2 separate regions of the Homo sapiens genome follow, and region 1 is linked to region 2. A link is a loop called in an ENCODE intact Hi-C map of the cell type or tissue named here. Cell type or tissue: MCF 10A. All regions are shown on one strand. Each heading gives the region's core, and the rest is flanking DNA. Links, peaks and the distances in the headings are about the cores only.

Region 1 (4,392 bases), core at 279-4,278, 100 kb before region 2:
TTTTCCATCCATGGAGAAAGTCCAGGGTTGGGGGATGGGGGGTGGCCCCATAGGCCAATCCGCCTCCCACTTGCTTGGTTTGAATTAGTGGGTGCCTTAAAAAGGAGCAAATGCAGCCTGGTTCTCAGAGCTGGGCCAGGCGCAGCTCAGGGAGCCAGGCAGAAAGCCGAGAGGAGAACACATTTCATTTTAATGGGAAACAGATTTGAGAGGGGAAAAAATGAGAATGAGAGAGGAATGAAACCCCGGCACTCCCAGGAGAGCAGCTGGAGGTCTGCCTGGTGTGACCTCCCATGACGATCCTGCTCACCACCCTCCCGGCCCCACCTCCTGCATGCCACAGTGTTGCACGTCCATGTGCACAGCCCTCTCACTGCCCTGTCCCTCATCGGACCCCCACAGTAGCCCTGAGCGGTAGGCTGAGCAGAGTCACTAGCCCAGCGGATCAACCAGATCCTGTTGTTCAAGGGCAGCGGCACGAGAGAGGAGGGGCACCAGAGGCCTGAGAATTAGAAACTCAGTGACGGGATCAGGTCTGCAAGAGATTTGCATGTATTTGCCTAAGTTATGCAGCAGCACAGACTCTTTGTCTATATTTAGATGTAATGAAATAATCGTATTCTTTTAAAAACTGAGATGGGGCTATTTTAAGGCAGCCAAAGATTACCTGTTTATGTATGATGCATGTAAAACTGTATGGAGAATTACGTGAACACCTATAATCACTCAGGACCCTGGAGAAAATTCTCTTTTCCATTTCCTCCACTAGTGGATTTCTCACCTTGTAAAGTGGGGAAGTGGGATACCTCCCCATTTGACAAGGCAAGAAAATGCCCCCTATCTCCCCAACAATTAAACCCTAAGGCTATTGTGTTTGCCATTAAGAGAAGCATTGGCCCCAGTCTAGGGATAAGGGAAATCAGGCAGGGTGCAGGAATACAAGAGAATCATGAGTTTAGTCTGCAAGAAGTGTATTTTCTCCTTTCCCCTTTCTAGTCCCACATGGAGCTTTCATGATGCCTGCAGGTGAGGGCCTTGTGGGTGCCAGGCACTGTATGGGGTGCAAGGGTTTCAGACATGAGTCTGAACATGGCCTCAGAGTCCTCAAAACAGGTGCGTAAAGTGATCCTATCAGTATAAAATAGTAAGACAGAATTATGTACAGAGGAGGAGTGCTTGGCCTGGGGAGTGGGGGTGGGAATTCCATGAGTGTTTCCAGGAGAAAAAAAGAAGCAAATGGAGCACAGTCTTGGCAGATGAGTAAGAGTTGGCGGGGTGGTGACAGCACGGAGGCATGGAAAAGCAAAGCAGGAGACTGTCCTGGAAATTCAGGCAGAGGCCGGTGGGGCAGAGGAGGGCCTTGTGTGTCTGCCAAGGGTTGGCTCACCATCCTGCAGGCCAAGGCAGCTTTCGGGTGAAGAGTGCTTCGGTCACCTTTAACATGGGTGTTTTGGGCTGCACGGTGGGCTGGAAGGCTGGAGAGAGGTCAGAAAGGAAGCTGCTGCAAACATCCAGAAGGTGATGATGGTCTGAGCAATGGTACCATTGGGAGGGCAGAGGAGGAGAGAGCAGGATTGAGAAAAATTGGAAAGGGAATCAATAGGACCGAGTTAGTAGGTGACTCTAGAGGGCAACCGTAAGGAGGAGGAAAGAGGGGCATGAAGGAATCCAGCAGACTGACATTGTGTTCTCTGTTGGAGAGATCTGGAAGTCAGAGAGGATGAAGCTGTTCAGGAGACAGGAGAAGAGTAAAATCTTTTTTTTTTTAACCTTCCAATGGCCAGATAGAGCTGTTGGGCAACCCCTCAGCTGAGATGCTCCCCTGATTGGAGACTCCCTAGCTCCAGCTGCTTGCAAGCTCAGGCAACATCCTGCAGCCTCTGGAGGATTTAATTCAATTCAACAAATGCTTATTGAACAGTTACTCCACATAGGGAAAGGAGAATCTAATGATGATTGAGTACTTAAATTGTGTTCACAGAGTGTTAAGTGCATTTACATGTAATCTCATCTCTAGTCACCATCCCCTCATCCCTGAGAGGCCAAGTCATTACCCTCCAGGGGCCTGAGAGGTCGAGTCATTTGTCCAAGTTTGGGTGGTAAGTAAGCGGCAGTGCCAGGAGGCAAACCCACAAGTAGTGCCTTATCACTAAGTCACATTGTTACACAATGAAGCCAGGAGGTTGCAAGTGACGAATACACTATTTTAAGCAAATCAAGGAATGCATTGGCTTATTTAACTAAAAAGCACATGAGTCAGCTGGCTCCAGGCACAGCTAGATCCAGGAGCTCAAAAGATGCTGTCAGTTCTCTCTTGCACTTGCTCATAAATGAGTAAATCCATCTCACTCCCATTTATGTTCATCTTGGCTCATCCATAAGGCAGCATAGCACGCAGAGCATAGCATGACTGTTTTGGAGTCCCACAGCCTGGGTTCCAATCCGGACTCCACCACCTAACTAGCTGGATGATTTCAGATGAGCTGCTTAACTTCTCAGTGCCCCTGTTTCCTTGTCTCTAAAATTGATATAATAATATTACCTCTTAGGATTTTTGTGAGGAGTAAATTAGATCGTCCACACAGTGTGCTTGGAGCAGGGTCTGATACAAAATCCGCACCCCAACATATCAGCCATTGTTCTTTCCATCTCTGCCTCTTTTGAGGTGGGTCTCATTCTCTCCTATGTTAGATGCCTTCTTCCGTGTAGCCCAGAGAGATGGCCCCAAGCAACCCCACCTTACATCATCCTTTCAGCCTCTGGTCTCAGGAAAAGAGCTCTTTCTCTGTGTATGGAGGTAGCATGCCCATCCCTGCAGCCATCTCTGAGGCCAGGGGCTGCATCTTCTGTGCTGCTCTGTGGAGGTGGAGGTGGGGCACCATGACTCACAGCCCCCCGTGGGTCATATAGAAGTAGAAGAAGGAGGGTTCCTTAAAAGATGGGATGCTGTGAAGACAAAATAACATATGTCCACTGTTCTGTGCTAGTTGCCGTTATGACAGAGTGTGACAAAAAGTGAGTACGGCAGAGTCTCCTCTCCATGAAAACTTATATCAAAGTAGGAAAGACGAGACAAGGACACATTTATCCAGAAGGCAGACTGTGACAAACTCCATGAGAGAAGGACTGTTAAGATCCCCTGCAATTTTCAGGAAAGAAAAAAATCACACATGGTTGGGTGAATCAGTAATGAGTTTGATGAAGGAGTTTGGCTCCTGGGGATGGTGTCCATTCAGCAAGTACAATAGCGTAGGGGAAGAGGACCTTCTAGTTTGATAGCATAGGGTAGAAAAAGGAATCCTGAGCAATGAGGCTGGAAGGCAGAGCTGGCAGCAGCACATGCACAGAAAGCAGGCGGAGGTCAAGGACTGTTAACTCAGGGGACTAGAAAAGAAACAGCCATACACAGATATTGAATTATCAAGACTGAAGGCAGGGGATGCATGATGTGGAAGAGGCTGTGAGTCAGATGCTGAGGTCATTTAGAAAGTTCTGGGCCGGGCTTGGTGGCTCATGCCTGTAATCCCAGCATTTTGGGAGGCCGAGGTGGGTGGATTGCCTGAGGTCAGGAGTTCGAGACTAGCCTGGCCAACACGATGGCCCATCTCTACTAAAAATACAAAAATTAGCCAGGTGTGGTGGCAGGCACCTGTAGTCCCAGCTACTTGGGAGGCTGAGGCATGAGAATCGCTTGAACCTAGGAGGTGGAGGTTGCAGTGAGCCCAGACCGCACCACTCCACTTTAGCCTGGGCAACAAAAGTGAAATTCTGTCTCAAAAAAAAAAAAAAAAAAAAGAAAGTTCTGGATTTATGAGCATCATCATTCAGGATGAGGAGAAGCCAGGAAAAGCAGATGGCCAGATGGCCAGATGGCAAAGATTTTAAAGAAAAATCTTAATTCTTAATCCCCAGTGCCCTCCAGAGACTTCTTTAATTTTTTTTTCTTTCCCTTTTTTTTTTTTTTCTTTTTTCTTTTTTGAGGCTGGGTCTTGCTCTGCTTCCCAGGCTAGAATGCAGTGGTGTGATCTCAGCTCACTGCAGCCTTGACCTCCTGGGCTCAAGCAATCCTCCTGCCTTAGCCTCCTGAGTAGCTAGGACTACATGTGCATGCCACCACACCCAGCTATTTTTTTTTTTTTTAATTTTTTGTAGAGATGATGTTTTCCTATATTGCCCAGGCTAGTCTCAAACTCCTGGGCTCAAACAATCCTCCTGCCTTGGCCTCCAAAAGTGCTAGGATTACAAGCATGAGCCACCATGCCTGGCCTCCTCCAGAGACTCACGTGAATTCCAATTAATCTAATTCAAGAGAAGTTAGCTTTCTAGAAGTAATTTTATATCTGTGATAGGTGTGCAATCATTCATTCATTTATACACTCATTTAACATTTGT
Region 2 (4,392 bases), core at 109-4,108:
CTGTCTCTACTAAAAATACAAAAATTAGCCGGGCATGGTGGGGTGGCCCTCTAGTTCCAGCTATTTGGGAGGCCGAGGCAGGAGAATTGCTTGAACCCAGGAAGCAGAGGTTACAGTGAGCTGAGATCGCGCCACTGCACTCCAGCCAGAGCAACAAGAGAGAAACTTTGTCTAAAAAAAAAAAAAACTTTCCCAAGGTCAAATGGGTAGTGATCTGGGATTTGGGCTGTCTGTCCACAGAGCTTATGCTCTTAATCTCTGCACCATACTTTAAGAGGTGAATGATCACTGAGAAAGAGAGCTCTCATGTCTGGAAAGCACCTCAAAGGCAATATTATGAAAAAAGTGTGGCTTCTGCCAAAGTCGGGTTTGGATTCTGGCTTGGCTTCTTACTGTGTGAGCCTAGACAAAGTATTTAGCCAGTTTTCTCCTCTGTAAAATGGGAGTGATACGACCCATTTCCCAAGGTTGTTGAGAGGATCAAATGAGATACTAATACAGAGTGATCAAAAAGCCTGGAGACTTAGTTCCCCATCTTGGGTCAGGAAAGCCTTAGCTGTACCTGCTGTAACCAGGTGCCTGTGTTCTCTGAGCTGATGATGGGGTGACTTTGGGAGAGGAGAGGATGAACACAGATGCCTTTCTCCTGCTCTTTGAAAAGGTGATTTGTCTACCCTATGCCCACCACCCTCAATGCACTCCCACCATTGTCTCCTACCACACACAAGCATGCTGCATGGTATTCAGAAAGCCCAGTCTGTTTCTCCACCCCTTTGCCTTGTCACTCAGCTTTGCCAGGTCCCTTGAGTTCTTTGATGTTGTGCCAGGCTCTGTGTGGGCTCCCAGCCCTGGGCGTGTCTGTGGTGACTGACCTGTGCCCCACTGGCCTCCACCTCCATTACCACAATGGATCTGAACTCTCGGTGACAGCAGCTGCTGGTCCACATCTGGAATTTAGCTCTGCTCTTCCCTTCTCCACCCTTCTCACCTGTCTATACCAGGATGACTCTTCCATCTGCTCTTCTTCCTTCTCCTATTTTTATTTATTTATTTTACTGTGATAAAATATACAGAACATAAAATTTGCCATCTTCACCTTTTTTTTTTTTTGAGATGGAGTCTCACTCAGTTGCCCAGGCTGGGGTGCAGTGGCACGATCTCACTGCAAGCTCTGCCTCCGGGTTTCACACCATTCTCCTGCCTCAGCCTCCCGAGTAGCTGGGACTGCAGGTGCCTGCCACCACGCCCGACTAATTTCTTTTTGTATTTTTAGTAGAGACAGGGTTTCACCGTGTTAGCCAGGATGGTCTCGATCTCCGGACCTCATGATCCACCCGTCTCAGCCTCCCAAAGTGTTGGGATTACAGGCATGAGCCACCGCTCCCAGCTTATCTTAACCATTTTTAAGTAGACCGTTCAGTGGTACTAACTACATTCCCAGTGTAGGTTTCCCATCACCATCATCCATGTCTAGAACTTCTCCTTCATCCCAAACTGAAACTCTGTACCCATTAAACAATAATGCCCATTCCCCACTCCATCCAGCCTGTGGTAACCTCCACTCTACTTCCTGTCTCTATGAATTTGCCTATTCTACATACTTCATATGAATAGAATTATACTGTATTTGTTTGTGTGTGTGTGACTGGCTTATTTCACTTAGCATAATGTTTTCAAGGTTCATCCGTGTGGCAGCATGTGTCAGAACATCCTTCCTTGAATAATAATTCCATTGTATGGATGTGCCACACTTGTTTGTCCATTCATCTGCCCATGGAGGCCCTCCTTTTTTAAATCACATTTTTTGGGTATATCATAATTTGCAGTAATATGAAGAGAATAGCCTACTCTTTCCTTGTAGCAGGAAACTGAGGAGGGTCACTCTCCCAGATAGTGGAAGGCAGGTGGAATTGAGTGTGCTGTTTATAAACTCTGTCCTGAGGTTTTACTCTTCCAGAGGTCTCTTTTCTCGACAAATACTTAATGCGCATGACATCACCTGAACCCAGAAGTGCTAGCTAGAGAGAAGTGATTATCTGGGGCCAGAACCTTGCATTTGCTTGCCTTCCTAGGGAAAGACCCTATTGTTAACCCTGGAGATTCCCTCCTTTCAATGCTGAAGGCCTTTAAAGGGTCTAGAGACTGTAGAGCAACATTTTGTTTCCTGTTTATATTTTTTGGGTTTGTGTTTGCTTTTGTTTTTTGCATTTCTTCCCCTTGTCAGTCTTTGTCCTTCCTGGTCCTGATGCACTTCAATATTTCTGGATGTGCTGTACTATAATCATAGGCCTTCTTAATATGGGTGTATCCTGTCTTCTTTATTTAGAATTCTGCGGACTGGGAATTCCCTAAGGGAAAGAGCCTTCTTCCTTTCTTTTTCTAATCTTCCTCCACCCTTTTTTGTTCTCCTCCCTTTTGTACCTCCACAACACACCAGGAGGTGTACCGCCTCCATCTAGACCACAAACTGTACTCTCAGGGTACCCATGGCCAAGAAGAATGACACACACACACATCACACATACATTCAGCATGTCTCACTGTTACCTCTGAGAGGAAGTAGGAGAACCTATATTAATCCTCTGAGCTCATCAGGACAGGAATCCCCAGCTCCAATGTCCTGGGTTGGGCCTAGAATTATCCCACTATTTTCTACAGGCTGCTCTCTCTCTCTCTTTTTTTTTTTTTAAGCAAGGTCTTGCTCTGTCACCATGCTAGAGTGCAGTGGTGTGATCATAGCTTACCGCAGCTTCAAACTCCTGGGCTCAAGCAATCTTCCCTCCTCAGCCTCCTAAGTAGTGGGGACTACAGGCACATGCTACCACACCCAGCTAATTTTTTATTTTTTGTAGAGACGGTGTCTCACTGTATTGCCCAGGCTGGTCTCAAACTCCTGGCCTCAAGCGATCCTCCTGCCTCGGCCTCCTGAGTCTCTGGGATTACAGGCATGAGCCACTGTGCCCAGCCTCTTCTCTCCAATTTCTTTTAGGACCTTGTAGTATGGAGTATGCCTTAGCTTCTTCTAGGCTCTTCCTGTGGTTGCATGGCCTTAACTGAGTGAGTCACTTCACCTTTAAGACCATATGCTCTAAAATCTGTCAAAGAATGATATTGTCAGTCCTGTCTATCTTAAAAGATTGTTGCAAAGATCAAATGTCAGAGTGCTTTGAAAACTGTGAAGCATTATCCACATGTGAGTTCTTAACAGAGTTCCTTTACTCTCATGAACTCTTTCTGTCTTTTTACTTAGTCTTGCTGACACCACTTAAAAAGGAACCTCAGACAGATAGATTCCCCAGATATAGCTGCAAAAATTAGAGATTCTGGAGAAGTCTGGGAATGGGGAGTACCAATGTCCTCCTGGTACACAGAGCCAAGGGTCCAGATCCAGGACTGGAAAGTATAGGAACACGGTGGCCAGAGGCACGGGGAGGCTCTGACAGAGGGGCAGGAGCAGTTTGCCTCCACTGTTCAGTGGCTTCTTAAGATACTTGATCTTCATCCAAGGGCAAGGGCCTTTGCACATGAAAAAAGTAATAATCCTTTCAACTTTGGTATGGGGTAGATGACTTTTTGATCCCCATTTTTTTAGATGAGGAAATGAAGGCTCAGGGAGAATGGATTTGGAGGAGGTTTGGCTGAGAGGCACTGGTGCTACTTGGGAAGGACTTCATGGGAGAGCCTGTGAGCTGTGAGGGGCAGGAGCCTGGCCCGGGTGCAGGGGCCCCACGGGGCTGGCCACTTTGACATCTTCAGCTCTGGCTCTGGTGCATCCCCATGTCAAACTGGATTCACTACTGGTTTTCTTCCTTAGATATTTTTCAGGATTTGGTGACCCAAGGGAATGCCAGGTTGACAGTTAACTGCACCTGCTAGTCCTTAAGGTACTTTTATTTTATTTTATTTTATTTTTGAGACAGAGTCTCGCTCTGTCACCCAGGCTGGAGTGCAGTGGCGCGATCTTGGCTCACTGCAAGCTCCGCCTCCCGGGTTCACGCCATTCTCCTGCCTCAGCCTCCCGAGTAGCTGGGACTACAGGCGCCTGCCACCGCGCCTGGCTAATTTTTTGTGTTTTTAGTAGAGATGGACTTTCACCGTGGTCTCAATCTCCTGACCTCGTGATCTGCCCACCTCAGCCTCCCAAAGTGCTGGGATTACAGGCGTGAGCCACCGCACCCGGCCCTTAAGGTACTTTTAAAGATTTTAGAAAGGTGAATATAGCCCACAGGAGCAAGGCCCATCTGGCAAAACTTAGGGTGGATTTCATCTCCCAAACCACCTCCTTACCTGGTGCCCATGTTCAGGGCACATGCTACCTGACTGTATGTAGCAGCTCTGAAAAGAGAAGGTTCCCCTCTGCTCAGGGTGAGCCCTTAGTGGGAGGCCCACGCT

Evidence for each region. A loop is a pair of places that touch in the nucleus more often than their neighbours do. Peaks named below come from ENCODE experiments on the same cell type or tissue, not always from the same donor. Only the 100,000 strongest peaks of a DNase experiment are listed, where the experiment ranks them.
Region 1: it touches region 2 in a loop (2.3-fold over the local background); 2 of 110 quality-filtered maps call a loop at or near these places.

The regions. Positions count from the first base shown.
Region 1 is chr1:203,556,309-203,560,700 of GRCh38, forward strand. No RefSeq gene overlaps it. Among named protein-coding and RNA genes, the nearest start is that of OPTC, 64 kb to the left of the region's middle. RefSeq lists enhancers at 1-765, 779-1,356. In MCF 10A, for the core only: no CTCF peak of the experiment used is centred there; DNase peaks (open chromatin) are centred at 1,323 and 2,223.
Region 2 is chr1:203,660,937-203,665,328 of GRCh38, forward strand. All of the region lies in intron 1 of ATP2B4 (ATPase plasma membrane Ca2+ transporting 4), which reads left to right. Among named protein-coding and RNA genes, the nearest start is that of ATP2B4, 36 kb to the left of the region's middle. In MCF 10A, for the core only: no CTCF peak of the experiment used is centred there; a DNase peak (open chromatin) is centred at 2,505.